Regions from separate parts of the Homo sapiens genome. Here region 2 is linked to region 1. Evidence: read pairs that join two places in POLR2A ChIA-PET (ENCODE). Cell type or tissue: HepG2. All regions are shown on one strand. Each heading gives the region's core, and the rest is flanking DNA. Links, peaks and the distances in the headings are about the cores only. Region 1 holds the start of PODNL1 (podocan like 1). Region 2 overlaps IL27RA (interleukin 27 receptor subunit alpha).

Region 1 (12,648 bases), core at 4,047-8,046:
GGAGTTCAAGACCAGCCTGACCAATATGGTAAAATCCTGTCTGTAATAAAAATACAAAAATTAGCCAAGCATGGTGGTGTACACCTGTAGTCTTAGCTACTGGGAAGACTGAGACAGAAGAATTGCTTGAACCCAGGAGGCAGAGGTCGCAGTGAGCCGAGATCGTGCCACTGGACTCCAGCCTGGGTGACAGAGTGAGACTCCCTCTCAAAAAAACCCCAAAACAAACAAAAAAAAAACCCCAAACAGGCCAGGAGTAGTGGCTCACATCTGTAATCCAGTACTTTGGAAGGCCAAGGCGGGCGGATCATTGAGGTCAGGAGTTTGAAACCAGCCTGGCCAACTTGGCAAAACCTGTCTCTATTAAAAATACAAAAATTAGCCAGGCATCATGGCCTGCACCTGTAGTCCCAGCTACTCGGGAGGCTGAGACACGAGAATCGCTTGAACCCAGGGATCGGAGGCTGCAGTAAGCAAAGATCCCGCCACTGCACTCCAGCCTGGGCAACAGAGAGACTTTGTCTCAAAATAAACAAATAGGGCCAGGTGTGGTGGCTCACGCCTGTAATCCCAGCACTTTGGGAGGCCAAGGCAGGCAGATCATGAGGTCAGGAGATCAAGACCATCCTGGCTAACACGGTGAAACCCTGTCTCTACTAAAAATACAAAAAAATTTAGCCAGGCATGGTGGCGGGTGCCTGTAGTCCCAGCTACCCGGGAGGCTGAGGCAGGAGAAGGTGTGAACCCGGGAGGCGGAGCTTGCAGTGAGCCGCCGAGATTGCGCCACTGCACTCCAGCCTGGGTGACAGAGCGAGACTCTGTCAAAAAAATTAATTAATTAATTAATTTAATAAATAAAACAAAACAAAAACAGATGTACAAGGATATCCAGTGGCAAGCCTCTCTTTGCCCCCAGCCACAAGCATTCAGGTCTCCCCCCAGAGCTAGCCAATATGTATGTTTTAATATATGGAAATGATCTACATTGTTAGCATCATTCTGCAATTTTTTTTCCCACAAGATTATCTCTACCCAGGTAAATCCATGTCGTGGTTTGAATGGTGTCCCTCAAATAGATAGGTAGATGTCCTGTCTCCCCGATGCCGTGAATGTGACCTGATTTGGAAAACAGGTCTTTGCGATGTAATTCAGTTAAGGATCTTGAGATGAGATTATCCCAGATTAACTGAGTGGACCCTGAATCCAAAGACCAGTGTCTTTATAAAAGACAGGAGAGGAGAGGCTGGGCGCGGTGGCTCACGCCTGTAATCCCAGCACTTTGGGAGGCTGAGGCAGGTGGATCATGAGGTCAGGAGATCGAAACCATCCTGGCTAACATGATGAAACACCGTCTCTACTAAAAACACAAAAAAATTAGCCGGGCGTGGTGGCATGCACCTTTAGTCCCAGCTAATTGGGAGGCTGAGGCAGGAGAATGGCCTGAACCCAGGAGGCAGAGCTTGCAGTGAATCAAGATCACACCACTGCACTCCAGCCTGAGCAACAGAGCGAGACTCCATCTCAAAAATAAATAAATAAAGACAGGAGAGGAGAAACAGGCTCAGTGAAGAAGGCCACGTGGAAACTGAGGCAGAGATTAGGGTGATGCAGCCACAAGCCAGGAAACACCAAGTTGCCTGGAACCACTTCCAGCCTCCAGAACTGTGAATGCATTCCTTTTCTTTCTTTCTTTTTTCTTCTTTTTTTTTTTGGAGTTTCACTCTCGTTGCCCAGGCTGGAGTGCAATGGCGCGATCTCAGCTCACCACAACTTCTGCCTCCCAGGTTCAAGTGATTCTTCTGCCTCAGCCTCCTGAGTAGCTGGGATTACAGGCATGTGCCACCATGCCTGGCTAATTTTGTATTTTTAGTAGAGACGGGGTTTATCCATGTTTGTCAGGCTGGTCTCAAACTCCCGACCTCAGGTGATCCGCCTGCCTCAGCCTCCCAAAGTGCTGGGATTACAGCATGAGACACCGTGCCTGGCCCTTTCTGTCTTTTTTTAGAGAGAGTCTTGCTCTGTCACCCAGGCTGGAGTGCAGTGGTGTGATCGCGGCTCACTGCAACCTGTGCCTCCTGAGCTCAAGCGATTCTCCTGCCTCAGCCTCCTGAGTAGCTGGGATTACAGGTGTGCACCACCATACACAGCTAATTTTTTTTGTTGTTTTTTTTTGTATTTTTTAGTAGACATGGGGTTTCACCATGTTGGCCAGGCTGGTCTCAAACTCCCAACCTCACATGATCTGCCCGTCTCTGCCTCCCAAAGTGCTGGGATTACAGGTGTGAGCCACAGGGGCGCACAGCCAATCCTATGTGCATTCTGTAAATATTTACTAAATACTGATTATACCAGGCTCCATGCTGGACACTGGGGCCACATTGATGGACCATACTCCATTGTTATCCCTGCAGAGGCCCCTGCTGGGTAATGCAGAACTGGGCAGGACCAGGCAGGACTGGACAGGACAGTGTGGCAGAAGGGGAGTTTGTTGCAGGAAGATAAGGCCAGTGGGTTATTTACAGGAACAATGGTTAGGTTCCTAGCCAATCAGCACATTCCATCCCTCTGGCCCCAGGGATTGGCTCTGGATGGACATGTGACCAAATTTAGGCCAATGAGATTTAAGTCTGAGGCTTTCTACTAAAGCCAGGGAAGAATGCTTATTGGTTCTGGGAATGTCTTAGCACCACATACAGAAGCCTGCAAGTAGAGTTCAGAGTTCAAGAGAGAATTCATCTAGAAGAGATCACTGGAGCCCCTGGATCCAGCTGTGCCTGAAGGATACAGGTTTTCTGTTCATGAGCCAGTAAATGCCCTTGTTTGTATTAGCTAGTTCAGTTTGGGTTCTCCTTCCTTTGCAATGGAAAGAGGCTTGCCCGGAACTCAAACATCTTGGTTCTTATTGCTGCTTCCCTGGGGGCTAGGACTGCTACAGTAGTCCTGTCTCCCTAGGGTTAGCCCCATTACACTGCTGAAGAGACTGAGGAACTTCCACCCAATGTCCAAGCTAATGGCCATCCATCCCATGGGGAGTACTTGAGATAGGAGCTGTTGTTCTCTTCTGGCCTAAACTAAGACCCGTCTCCTGTCTCACCCCATGAAGAGAGACCCTCAGGAGGTCACACAGCCCTAGGAAACATGAACAGATAACCACCTCTCTTGGCCCATGTTTCTTAACTTTTTTTTCTTTGAGATGGAGTCTTGCACTGTCGCCCAGGCTGGAGTGCAGTGATGCAATCTCGGCTCACTGCAACCTCCACCTCCCAGGTTCAAGAAATTCTCCTGCCTCAGCCTCCCAAGTAGCTGGGATTATAGGTGCCTGCCACCATGCCTGGCTAATTTTTTTGTATTTTTAGTAGAGACGGGGTTTCACCTTGTTGGCCAGGATGGTCTCGAACTCCTGACCTTAGGTGATCTGCCCACCTCAGCCTCCCAAAGTGCTGGAATTACAGGCGTGGGCCACTGCGCCCAGCCACTGTTTCTTGATCACTTCCTCCCTCCCCTGTATCACTGCCTGCCTTCTCTGGAATAAATGCACTCAATCCTTGTCTCAAGCTCTGCTTCTGGGAGACTCCAACTCCTGGCCTTGGCCACTCCCAAGCTGAGCAGACGCTATACTTTTTTTTTTTTTTTTTTTTTGAGACGGAGTCTCACTGTTACCCAGCCTGGAGTGCAGTGGTGTGATCTCGGCTCACTGCAGCCTCCAGCTCTCAGGTTCAAGCAATTCTCCTGCATTAGCCTCCTGAGTAGCTGGGATTACAGGCATGCACCACCGTGCCCAGGAAATTTTTGTATTTTTAGTAGAGACTGGGTTTCACCATGTTGGCCAGGTTGGTTTCAAACTCCTGACCTCAGGTGATCCACCTGCCTTGGCCTCCCAAAGTGCTGGGATTACAGGTGTGAGCCACCGTCCTTGGCCGACACTATACTTTTATTTTTATTTATTCATTCATTTTTGAGACAGGGTCTCACTCTGTCATCCAGGCTGGTGTACAGTAGCATGAACACGGCTCACTGCAGCTTCAACCTCCTGGGTTCATGTGATCCTCCCACTTCAGCCTCCCTGGTAGCTGGGACTACAGGCAACACCACCATGCCCCGCTAAGTTTTGTTTTGTTTGAGACAGAGTCTCGCACCATAGCCCAGACTGGAGTGCAGTAGCACAATCTCTGCTCACTGCAACCTCTGCCTCCCAAGTTCAAGCCATTTTCCTGCCTCAGCCTCCCAAGTAGCTGGGATTACAGGCACATGCCACCACACCCAGCTAATTTTTGTATTTTTTAGTAGAGACAGGGTTTCGCCATGTTGGCCAGGCTGGTCTCGAACTCCTGACCTCAGCTGATCTGCCCACCTCGGCCTCCCAAAGTGCTGGGATTACAGGTGTGAGCTACCGCGCCTGGCCCCCGCTAAGTTTTTTTTTTTTTTTTTTTTTGAGACGGAGTCTTGCTCTGTCACCCAGGCTGGAGTACAGTGGCGTGATCTCGGCTCACTGCAACCTCCGCCTCCCTGGTTCTAGTGATTCTCCTGCCTCAGGCTCCTGAGTAGCTGGGACTACAGGCGCGCACCACCACACCCAGCTAATTTTTTGTATTTTTAGTAGAGATGGGGTTTCACAGTGTTAGCCAGGATGGTCTCGATCTCTTGACCTTGTGATCCACCTGCCTCGGCCTCCCAAAGTGCTGGGATTACAGGTGTGAGCCACCGCGCCTGGCCCCCCACAAAGTTTTTAAAAAATTTTTTTAGAGACGGGGGTCTCACCATTATTGACCAGGCTGGTCTCAAACTCCTGGGCTTAGAGCCATCCTCCTGCCTCAGCCTCCAAAAGTGTTGGGATTACAGGCATGAGCCACCACACCCAGCCACCATTCTTAAAATGTTCTACCCACTGCCTCGTTCTGCTTCAAGACAGCTCTTTGAGGGGGGGGGTTTGTCATCCCCCCACTTTTTTTTTCTTTATTTAATAACAGGGTTTTATTCTGTTGCCCAGAGTGGCGTGCAGTGGCACATAGCTCATTGTAACCTCAAACTTGAGCCCAGAGGCTCAAGTGTTCCTCCTGCCTTGGCCTCCTGAGTACCTGGGACTGTGGGTGTGCACCACCATACCAGGTTAGTTATTATTATTATTATTATTATTGAAACAGAGTTTTGCTCTGTTGCCCAGGCTGGAGTGCAGTGATGTGATCTCCACTTCCCAGGTTCAAGCGATTCTCGTGCCTCAGCCTCTGGAGTAGCTGGGATTACAGGCACGTGCCATCATGCCCAGCTAATTTTTGTATTTTTAGTAGACAGGATTTCACCATGTTGGGCTCGATGCTCTGGAACTCCTGACCTCAGGTGATCCGCCTGCCTAAGCCTCCCAAAGTGCTGGGATTACAGGTGTGAGCCATGGAGCCCAGCCCAGGCTAATTTTTTTTTAAATTTATTTTTAGAGACAGGGTCTCACTATATTGCCCAGTCTGGTCTCAAATTCCTGGCCTCAAGAGATCCTTCTAGCCAGATGTGGTGGCTCATGCCTGTAATCCGAGCACTTTGGGAGGCCAAGGTGGGCAAATCACCTGAGGTCAGGAGTTCGAGACCAGCCTGGCCAACTTGGCGAAACCCTGTCTGTACTAAAAATACAAAAATTAGCTGGGCATGGTGGGAGGCGCCTGTAATCCCAGCTACTTGGGAGGCTGAGGCGGGAGAATCACTTGAACCCCGGAGGTGGAGGTTGCAGTGAGCCGAGATCACGCCACTGCCCTCCAGCCTAGGCGACAGAGTGACAGAGTGAGACTCTGTCTCAAAAAACAAAAGAGAGATCCTCCTGTCTCAGCTTCCCAAAGCACTGGGATTACAGGTATAAACCCCAGCACCCAGCCTGTCAATCCCATTTTATGTGTGGGAAAGCTGAGGTCTGGGCAGGAGAAGGACCTGTCTGAAGCCGCCCTGTTGGTAAGTTGTGGGTCTGGGAGAATTGACCTCATGTGGAGACCAGCTTGTCACCCCCATCCACGGGTGCCAAAGCCCTGGGATATGCCAGGCACTGTTCTGAATGCACACTTCGTATAATCCTTACAACACTGTGGGGGAGTGTGGGGTGGTGAGCCAACCATTACCCCAGAAAGGGAAACCAAGGCCCTGAGAGGTGGCACAGCCCAGGTTCAAACCCAGGCAGGCTGGCACCAAGCTCACACTCTTAACCACCAGGCTGATGCCTGGATATATGTAATTTCCTTCCAGGCGGCTGTGGCCATTTGCGGGGGGAGGAGGGGGCGGGTGTCTGGAGCAAGACCAGCCAGCAGAGGGGAGGTGGGTGCCGGGCAGCAGACCTGGTCAGGAGCTCCCAGGCTGGCATCTGGGCTGCCAGGCTAAGCTCAGGCCTCCCTAATCCCTCGCTGCTGCCCGCCCCTGCTTCTCGGAACTCTCCTGTGCCCCGAAGCTCCCCCCATCCCTCCATCCCCACCCCTACTCCTGCGGTCGTCCCAAATACCAGACAGGACGAATCTCAGCTTTTCCCCAAACATTCCTTGTTCTTGTGGCCCGGCCCAGGCTGGCTGAGGTTACGAAAGCAGAGATGGGGTGGTTGTTGGGGGGGACCAAGGGGACGGGCTGGCCTGTCCTCACCACCCCATCCGGCCGCCTGCCCGTCCTCCCCAGGGCGGGGAAGGGGGTGGGCCAGCTCCCCCAAAGCCCCGGGAGAACAGGCTGTTGTGGGGGGTGGCATGGGTCTGGAGATGGGGGGCGGTGGTGGCCACAGCAGAGGCTCCAGGAGGTGACCGCCTGGTTTCCATTAGGAAGTCCTGGTCAGCAGCTTGGGCGAGATGGCAGAGTCAGGGCTGGCCATGGTAAGGTGGGGCACGGGAGGGTCTGAGGGTGGGGCCTGCCTGCCCCCCCACCCCTGCTCTGCCAACTGGCCACTGCCTCCCCACCAAGACCCTCCCCGAGGAGGGGATGCTCCAGTCACCATGGCGACCCTGCGCCCAGCCTGGAGACACGCTGACCCTCCCTCCCCCGCAGTGGCCGAGCCTGCTGCTGCTCCTGCTGTTGCCGGGGCCCCCGCCCGTCGCCGGCTTGGAAGACGCTGCCTTCCCCCACCTGGGGGAGAGCTTGCAGCCCCTGCCCCGGGCCTGTCCCCTGCGCTGCTCCTGCCCCCGAGTCGACACTGTGGACTGTGATGGCTTGGACCTTCGAGTGTTCCCGGACAACATCACCAGAGCCGCTCAGCACCTCTCCCTGCAGGTGGGGCCCACGGAGGGGAGTGGGGGCATGCAGGGCTGAGACCCAGTGGTGAGGGGAGCTGGAGGGGTGCCCCAGAGCTGAGGAGCGTGGTGGGGTATAGGAACACACTTGCAGGAGGGCGGTGCAGAGCAGGCTGTGATGGAGCTTTGCCTTGGCAGATTGGCTCTGCATGCCCAAGATGAGAGGGGTGAGCGTGGACATGCTGGAAGTTGTCGGGGACTGAGGATTAGTGGTGTTAGGGTCAACATCTTGGCGGTTATAGTGTTGTTTGGAGTTAGTGTGATGGGGAGTTTGGGGTTATGGGGATGTTGTGGCGTGTGGGGTTGATGGTGGGGGTGATGGCACATTTGGGGTCGATTGTGGGGGTGATGGCGCATTTGGGGTCAATTGTGGGGGTGATGTCGCATTGTGGTCGATTGTGGGGGTGATGGCGCATTTGGGGTCGATTGCGGGGGTGATGGCGCATTTGGGGTCGATTGCGGGGGTGTTGGGGCATGTGGGGTTGATTGCGGGGGTGATGGCACATTTGGGGTCGATTGCGGGGGTGTTGGGGCATGTGGGGTTGATTGCGGGGGTGATGGCACATTTGGGGTCGATTGCGGGGGTGTTGGGGCATGTGGGGTTGATTGCGGGGGTGATGGCACATTTGGGGTCGATTGCGGGGGTGTTGTGGCATGTGGGGTTGATTGCGGGGGTGATGGCGCATTTGGGGTCGATTGTGGGGGTGTTGTGGCATGTGGGGTTGATTGCGGGGGTGATGGCGCATTTGGGGTCGATTGTGGGGGTGTTGTGGCATGTGGGGTTGATTGCGGGGGTGATGGCGCATTTGGGGTCGATTGTGGGGGTGTTGTGGCATGTGGGGTTGATTGCGGGGGTGATGGCGCATTTGGGGTCGATTGTGGGGGTGTTGGGGCATTTGGGGTCGATTGTGGGGGTGATGGTGCATTTGGGGGTGATTGTGGGGGTGATGGCACATTTGGGGTTGATTGTGGGGGTGTTGAGGAATTTGGGGTCGATTGTGGGGGTGATGGTGCATTTGGGGTCGGTTGTGGGGGTGATGGCACATTTGGGTTGATTGTGGGGGTGTTGGGGGAATTGGGGTCGATTGTGGGGGTGATGGCACATTTGGGGTCGATTGTGGGGGTTTGGGGTTTGACATCTTGGCAGTTATAAGACTGGGTCAGAGTGATGGGGTGTTTGGGATTAACTGTGGGGGTGATGATGGTATGGGGCTGGTTTGGGCTGATGGGAAGTTGAGAATCAGTGCTTGGGGTCACTTGGTCACGGGGTCACGGGTGTGAACACCCCAACTCTCACCCTGCAGAACAACCAGCTCCAGGAACTCCCCTACAATGAGCTGTCCCGCCTCAGTGGCCTGCGAACCCTCAACCTCCACAACAACCTCATCTCCTCCGAAGGTGAGGGGGCAGAGGGAGGCGGCCTCTCTGGGGCTGTAGGACTGACCGAGGTCTCAGCTGCCATCCCCCTCCCCCGCCCCATCTGCGGGCAGCTCTGTGGCAGTTCCCAGAACTGCCCTTTGCTGAGCAGGATGGAAACTCAGGAGCTGGGGTGGGGGTTGGGGGCTGTGGCTTTTGAGTAGGGATGGGGAGGAGGGGATCTGAGGGCCTGGGGAGCCTCTGCCAGTTCCCCGGCCGAGAGTCCTGGGGCAGCTGGGAGCCCAGACTCCCCCTCCACCCAAGACAGGCCTGGGGTCCCTTCACTGCCCCCCTACTCTCCCAGGCCTGCCTGACGAGGCCTTCGAGTCCCTCACCCAGCTGCAGCACCTCTGCGTGGCTCACAACAAGGTGAGCCCCCAGCCCCACCCGCAGGCCGAGCCCAGTGAGGGTGCAGCTTCAGTCACTCAGCCCAGGGTGTGGAGGGGACAGCTCTGCTGGGGAAGTGGTGGGGCCAAGGCGCACCAGGACCAGTCCGGCTGTGGGCTGTGTCCCCACAGCTCTCAGTGGCCCCTCAGTTTCTGCCCCGGTCCCTCCGTGTCGCGGATCTGGCTGCCAACCAAGTGATGGAGATCTTCCCCCTCACCTTTGGGGAGAAGCCGGCACTCAGGTAGACCCTGGCCCAGCCCAGGCCCCCAGGCCTCAGATACATCTGTGTCATGCCCCGGTTCTAGGAGCAATGAGGGAGTTAAGACCTTGCCCTCGGCCGGGTGCAGTGGCTCACTCCTGTAATCCTAGCACTTTGGGAGGCCAAGGTGGGAGGATCATCTGGGGTCAGGAGTTCGAGACCAGCCTGGCCAACATGATGAAACCCTGTCTCTACTTAAAATACAAAAATTAGCTGGGGGTGGTGGTGTGCGCCTGTAATCCCCGCCACTCAGGAGGCTGAGGCAGGAGACTGGCTTGAACCCAGGAGGTGGAGTTTGCAGTGAGACGAAATCGTGCCACCGCACTCAAGCCTGGGCGACAGAGTGAGACTCTGTCTCAAAATTAAAAACAAAAACAGAAACAAAATGCCTTGCCCTGGAGGGCTTAACCAGGGACAGATCCCTAGCCTTGGGGAGTGGGAAGAGGGCATAGTTCTACCCTGGGAGGAGAGTGAGCGGGGAGACAGGGCCCTGTATGCTGTGTCAGAACTCCAGACTGAGGTGGAGACAGTATGTGCAGGGACACACACACACACACACTTACACAGACTCACATACACACCTGCACACACAACCACATGAACACATGCTCATGCACACACAATCACATGCACACACAAGCACACACACAGACTCACATACACACCTGCACACACTTCCAACCACATGCACACAGGCACACACTCATGCATGCACACGCAATCACATGCACACACAAGCACACACATGCACATATGTACACAATGCTCACACTTTTGCACATGATCACATGCACACATGGACATACATGCATACACACAGTTGCACACTCGGCTGCACACACACAATCACATGCACACTTATGCACAGGCATGCACACATGCACACCCACACTTACAATCACATGCACACACTCACCCATGCACACTTATGCACAGGCACATAGCACACACTTGCATATACATACACACATGCACGCCCACACACTCTTACAATCACATACACACGTGCACACACACTCCACATATGCACTCATTACACTTACACATGCACACTGCTCACACATGCACACACGTCTATTCATACAACACACATGCACACTCACCTGCACACCTACGCACAGTCACATGCACACATACACAATTACATTCCCACACAGACTCCACACATGCGCGCGCACACACACACACACACACACACACACACTGAAGGCGACCCTGAGCAGGGTGTGGTGCGGGAGTGGGGTGGTAGGAGGCGAGGGGCAGGCTGGTGGCCGGAGCCTGGCTCTCCTCAGGTCCGTGTACCTCCACAACAACCAGCTGAGCAACGCTGGCCTGCCCCCCGACGCCTTCCGCGGCTCCGAGGCCATCGCCACCCTCAGCCTCTCCAACAACCAGCTCAGCTACCTGCCGCCCAGCCTGCCGCCCTCACTCGAGCGGCTCCACCTGCAGGTAGCCCTGCTGTAGGTCCCACCCCGGGCCAGACTCTCTTCACCTCTTTCCAGGGGGACCCCTCCAGTTCCTAGCTTTCCATTCTTCTCAATTGCCCCTCAGAATGCCAGTGGTCAGAGTTATCCTTCTTTGAATCACTTTATTGGAAATCGCTTTGAGCTCAAGGCAAGCTCCTCGTCACTCCCTTACTCAAGAGCCGTCTGTGGCTTCCCGCTGCCCTCATCCCAGACTCAAGTCTCATTCTCTTCTTCCTTCTCCAGAACAATCTCATCTCCAAGGTGCCCCGAGGAGCCCTGAGCCGCCAGACTCAACTCCGTGAGCTCTACCTCCAGCACAACCAGCTGACAGACAGTGGCCTGGATGCCACCACCTTCAGGTACAGGCTGGTTGGGGGGCAGCAGGGGCTGAGAATTTACAGTCGGGGGTCCCAACCTTCAGTCCCCCTTCCCTGACTGGCTCCTAAGCCACGGCCTCATTTACTGAGTGCCTGCTGCTCACTGGGCTCGGCAGAGCACTGGGTAGGTGTCCCTGTTCCCCACAGCCCTGCACTGACATCGTAAGTCTCACATGCCTTTCCATCTCGGCTCTACCCTGGTCACCCCCATAGCTAACTCTCAGGCTGGAATCTGCCCTGGGCACCCCAAGTTTACCTCCCACCCAGCTCTCTCCACGCATCACTCCCAAGTCAAAATCTCCAGCTTAAATCTGTCTCAGGACCACTCCCCAGCCTCCCCGCCAAAATCTGTCAGGCACCCCACTCCAAGTGCCCCACCTAACACCGACCCTCTCTCCTTCCAGCAAGCTGCATAGCCTTGAATACCTGGATCTCTCCCACAACCAGCTGACCACAGTGCCCGCCGGCCTGCCCCGGACCCTGGCTATCCTGCACCTGGGCCGCAACCGCATCCGGCAGGTGGAGGCGGCTCGGCTGCACGGGGCGCGTGGTCTGCGCTATTTGTTGCTGCAGCACAACCAGCTGGGGAGCTCAGGGCTGCCCGCCGGGGCTCTGCGGCCGCTGCGGGGCCTGCACACGCTGCACCTCTATGGCAATGGGCTGGACCGCGTGCCTCCAGCCCTGCCCCGCCGCCTGCGTGCCCTGGTGCTGCCCCACAACCACGTGGCCGCGCTGGGTGCCCGTGACCTGGTCGCCACACCGGGCCTGACGGAGCTTAACCTGGCCTATAACCGCCTGGCCAGCGCCCGTGTGCACCACCGGGCCTTCCGCCGGTTGCGTGCCCTGCGCAGCCTCGACCTGGCAGGGAATCAGCTAACCCGGCTGCCCATGGGCCTGCCCACTGGCCTGCGCACCCTGCAGCTGCAACGCAACCAGCTGCGGATGCTCGAGCCCGAGCCTCTGGCCGGCCTGGACCAACTGCGGGAGCTCAGCCTGGCGCACAACCGGCTCCGGGTCGGCGACATCGGGCCAGGCACCTGGCATGAGCTCCAAGCCCTCCAGGTCAGGCACAGGCTGGTTAGCCACACTGTCCCCAGGGCCCCTCCATCCCCCTGCCTGCCCTGCCACGTCCCAAACATTCTAGTTAGCTGGTAAAGCAATCAGAACAAGAAAATGATAAGAGTGGGTTAGAAGGTGATGAGGAGGCTGGGTGAGGTGGCTCATGCCTGTAATCCCAGCACTTTGGGGAGCCAAGGCAGGAGAATCGCTTTAGGCTATGGGTTTGAGACCAGCCTGGCAACACAGCAAGACCCTATCTCTACCAAAAAAACATAGCCAAGCGTGGTGGCACATGCCTGTAGTCCCAGCTATTCAGGAGGCTGAGGCAGGAGGATCGCTTGAGCCCAGAAGTTTGAGGCTGCAATGAGCCGTGATCGGGCCACTGCCCTCTAGACTGGGCAACAGAGCAAGACCCTGTCTCTTGAAAAAAAAAGTGATGAAAGAGG
Region 2 (4,000 bases), core at 1-4,000, 100 kb before region 1:
CTCTGTCTTGTTTATGTCATTGGGTTTTGTTTGTTTTTTGTTTTGGAGACGGAGTTTCACTCTTGTTGCCCAGGCTGGAGTGCAGTGGTGTGATCTCGGCTCACTGCAACCTTCACCTCCTGGGTTCAAGTGATTCTTCTGCCTCAGCCTCCAGAGTAGCTGGGATTACAGGCGCCCACGACCACTCCCCGTGAAGTTTTGTATTTTTAGTAGAGATGGGGTTTCACCATGTTGGCCAGGCTGGTCTCCAACTGCTGACCTCAAGTGATCCACCCTCCTCGGCCTCCCACAGCAGTGTTGGGATTACAAGCGTGAGCCACTGCATCCGGCCTTATGTCATTGTTATTTAGGGGTTTCCTAACACGTGCAGAGAAATGTAACTGGTGCCTGAAGCTCACCTTCCATAGAAGCAAAGGTTCCTCTCCTCCAGGCGTCCCACAGAGGTTCCCTGATACCCACACATCTTTTGGAGCTGGCAAGGATGAGGAAACGGGGAACAAATGAGTGGGACATGATTGGACAGACTTCTGGGGGTGGGAGGGGCGTGGATTGAGGGCAAGCCCAGATATCCTCACCAGAAGGCGGTGTCTGGAAGGACAAAATGGGGCTCCACTCGCCCCACAAATCCTCTTCTTTCTCCATCCGGCAGCGGCCATACACTTTGTAGCCAGTGGCTAGCTCCAAATCTTGGATCTCAACAGGGGTCAGGGGTATGGTCTTCAGCTCCGGTTCCAGCTGGGGGAGAGACAGGCGAGCGTGATGGGCCCAGGGCCTGAGTCAAGGGTATTTGAACTTATCTTTTTTTTTTTCCTTTGTTTTTCGTTTTGAGACAGTCTCGTTGTGGCCCAGGCTAGAGTGCAGTGGTGTGATCTTGGCTCACTGCAACCTCTCCCTCCTGGGTTCAAGCAATTCTCCTGCCTCAGCCTCCTGAGTAGCTGGGATTACAGGCACCCACCACCACACCTGGTTAATTTTTTTTTTTTTTTTTTTGAGGCAGAGTCTTGCTCTGTCGCCAGGCTGGAGTGCAGTGGCACGATCTCAGCTCACTTCAACCTCTGCCTCCTGGGTTCAAGCGATTCCCCTGCCTCAGCCTCCCAAGTAGCTGGGATTACAGGCACGCGCCACCATGCCCAGCTAATTTTTTGTATTTTAGTAGAGACAGAGTTTCACCATGTTGGCCAAGATGGTCTCGATCTCCTGACCTCGTGATCCGCCCGCCTCGGCCTCCCACAGTGCTGGGATTACAGGTGTGAGCCACCAAGCCCAGCCAATTTTTGTATTTTTAGTAGAGACGGGGTTTCACCATCTTGGCCAGGCTGGTCTTGAACTCCTGACCTTAGGTGATCTGCCCACCTCGGCCTCCCAAAGTGCTGGGATTAGAGCTACTGCGCCTAGCTGGTACTTGAACTTATCTATCAGCAGAGTGAGCAACCATTTGTATTTGCCCAGGACCAAGGGGGTTTCCAGAACATGGGCCTGTCAAAAAAATTGCCACAGTCCCGAGCAGACAGAGAAAAGGTGGTCACTCTATGTGCTAGGTATAGCAGGAAGTGGTAACTTCTATTATTATCTCGTTTTACAGACGAGGGAACTGAGGCCCAGAGAGGGAAAGTGACTAGCCCAAGGTCACAGAGCTGGTGTGCTGGAGCTGAGCACTGAGGTAGTCAGATTCCAAAGTCTGCATCTCAGCCGGGTGAGGTGGCTCACGCCTGTAATCCCAACACTTTAGGAGGTGGAGGTGGGTGGATCACCTGAGGTCAGGAGTTCGAGACCAGCCTGGCCAAATAGCGAAACCCCATCTCTATTAAAAAAAATACAAAAACTTAGCTGGGCATGGTGGCACATGCCTGTAATCCCACCTACTTGAGGGGCTGAGGTGGGGGAATCACTTGAACCTGAGAGGTGGAGGTTGCAGTGAGTTGAGATGGCACCACTGCACTCCAGCCTGGGCAACACAGTGAGACTCCGTCTCAAAAAAAAAAGGGGGCCGGGTGCAGTGGCTCATGCCTGTAATCCCAGCACTTTGGGAGGCCCAGGTGGGTGGATCACCTGAGGTCAGGAGTTCAAGACCAGCCTGACCAACATGGAGAAACCCCGTCTCTACTGAAAATACAAAATGAGCCGGGCATGATGGCACATGCCTGTAATCCCAGCTACTCGGGAGGCTGAGGCAGGAGAATCGCTTGAACCTAGATGGTGGAGGTTACAGTGAGCCGAGATCATGCCATTGCACTCCAGCCTGGGCAATTAAGAGCAAAACGCCATCTCAAAAAAAAAAAAAAAAATTCTGCATCTCAGTGTTGCTCTGAATTGCATGAATAATCACAATTCTGAACTCTTCTTCTTCTTTTTTTTTTTGAGACGGAGTCTTGCTCTGTTGCCAGGCTGGAGTGTGGAGTGCAGTGGCACGATCTCAGCTCACTGCAACCTCCACCTCCTGGGTTCAAGTGATTCTCTCCTGCCTTAGCCTCTCAATTAGCTGGGACTACAGGCACCCACCAGCACGCCCAGCTACTTTTTTGTATTTTTAGTAGAGATGGGGTTTCACCATGTTGGCCAGGCTGGTCCCGAACTCCTGACCTCAGGTGATCCACTCTCCTTGGCCTCCCACAGTGCTGGGATTACAGGTGTGAGCCACCGCACCTGGTCAGATTATTTTTTAACTTCTTAGAGACGAGTCTTGCTATCCTGCCCAGGCTGGTCTCAAACTCTTGACCTCAAACAATCTTCCTGCCTCAGCCTCCCAAGGTGCTGGGATTTTAGAAATGAGCCACTGTGACCGGGTGATAGATTATTTTGGCAGGAGAAAAAAAATTTTTTTTTTTTGAGACTGAGTCTCACTCTGTAGCTCAGGCTGGAGCACAGTGGCCCAATCTCAGCTCACTGCAACCTCTGCCTCTCGGGTTCCAGTGATTCCCCTGCTTCAGCTTTCAGTAGCTGGGATTACAGGCGCCCACCACCATGCCTAGGTAATTTTTGTATTTTTAGTGGAGATGGGATTTCACCATGTTGGCCAGGCTGGTCTCGAACTCTTGACCTCAAGTGATCCATCCCCCTCAGCCTCCCAAAGTGCTGGGATTACAGGCGTGAACCACCGTGCCCAGCCATGGGAGGAGAATTTGTAGCTGAACAAGAGGCACATGCAGGCATTTTGAGTGGGAGGCATACAGGCTCAGGGGCAGGCACAGAATGAGTCCTGGGCTGGGTCTCAGATTAGGAGATGTTGCCTCAGTCCCCGCCCGGAATAGGGTGGGGAGAAAAGGACCCCAGCACTCACCAGGGTCCAGGCCGCCTCCTGACATCTTCGGTAGTGGAACTGGCAGATCAGAACTTTATGAGATGGCCATGTAGGTGGGGCCCAATGGACAGTGGCCTCCAGGGGGTCATCCTCGGAAAAGTCCACGTCAGGGCCCAGCCGGGGGGCGTTTGGCTTCACTGGGGAAGGGGAAACTAGGGTGTAGTGAGCCACGCCCTCCAAGAGCACCCACCCCGCATAGAGCGCCCACCCTCCTGCCACGTTACTTTGGGTTTCTAGGTTCACGAAGACGGGGGGCCAGAGAGGCTGGCCTGCCTTAGTGCCCCAGACAAGGAGTTTGTCAGACATGGTGAGCTGTTCCCGAGGAATGGCCACCCAGCTCCGTCCGGCTGCCACTGCCACAGTCTGGGTTTTGTTGGAACGGCTGTGAGGAGAGAGGCGGGGATGAGATGCACACTCGGCTAGAGCCAGGGCCACTGATAACCACCCTTGTGCCAACAGAGTGGCTGCAGCCTGCTCTGCTTGGGTTCAAATCCCACCTCTGCTGCTTCAGAGCTGTGTGACCTTGAGTAAGTGACTTAACTTCTCTGTGCATCAGTTTCCTCATCTACAAAATGAGGGTAATAAAAGTAACTGCTCTTTTTCTTTTTTTTTTTTAAGACAGTCACCTAGGTTGGAGTATAATGTCGTGATCTTGGCTTACTGCAACCTCTGCCTCCTGGGTTCAAGTGATCCTCCCACCTC

What was found. ChIA-PET counts read pairs that join two places held together with the same protein. Peaks named below come from ENCODE experiments on the same cell type or tissue, not always from the same donor. Only the 100,000 strongest peaks of a DNase experiment are listed, where the experiment ranks them.
Region 2: POLR2A ChIA-PET joins it to region 1 with 15 read pairs; 17 of 35 experiments call an interaction of 5 or more read pairs at or near these places.

Annotation. Positions count from the first base shown.
Region 1 is chr19:13,932,355-13,945,002 of GRCh38, reverse strand. It overlaps PODNL1 (podocan like 1), which reads left to right and starts at 6,586. Exons shown (of 10, transcript NM_001370095.3): 1 at 6,586-6,824; 2 at 6,997-7,218; 3 at 8,543-8,636; 4 at 8,959-9,023; 5 at 9,173-9,282; 6 at 10,593-10,749; 7 at 11,010-11,125; 8 at 11,548-12,205. The coding sequence starts at 6,822. RefSeq lists an enhancer at 8,066-8,823. In HepG2, for the core only: no CTCF peak of the experiment used is centred there; no DNase peak of the experiment used is centred there; H3K27me3 peaks cover 1,047 bases.
Region 2 is chr19:14,039,188-14,043,187 of GRCh38, reverse strand. IL27RA (interleukin 27 receptor subunit alpha) reads right to left here. Exons shown (of 14, transcript NM_004843.4): 3 at 3,523-3,680; 4 at 3,278-3,435; 5 at 576-735; 6 at 399-472. Among named protein-coding and RNA genes, the nearest start is that of IL27RA, 9.4 kb to the right of the region's middle. RefSeq lists an enhancer at 1-369. In HepG2, for the core only: no CTCF peak of the experiment used is centred there; no DNase peak of the experiment used is centred there.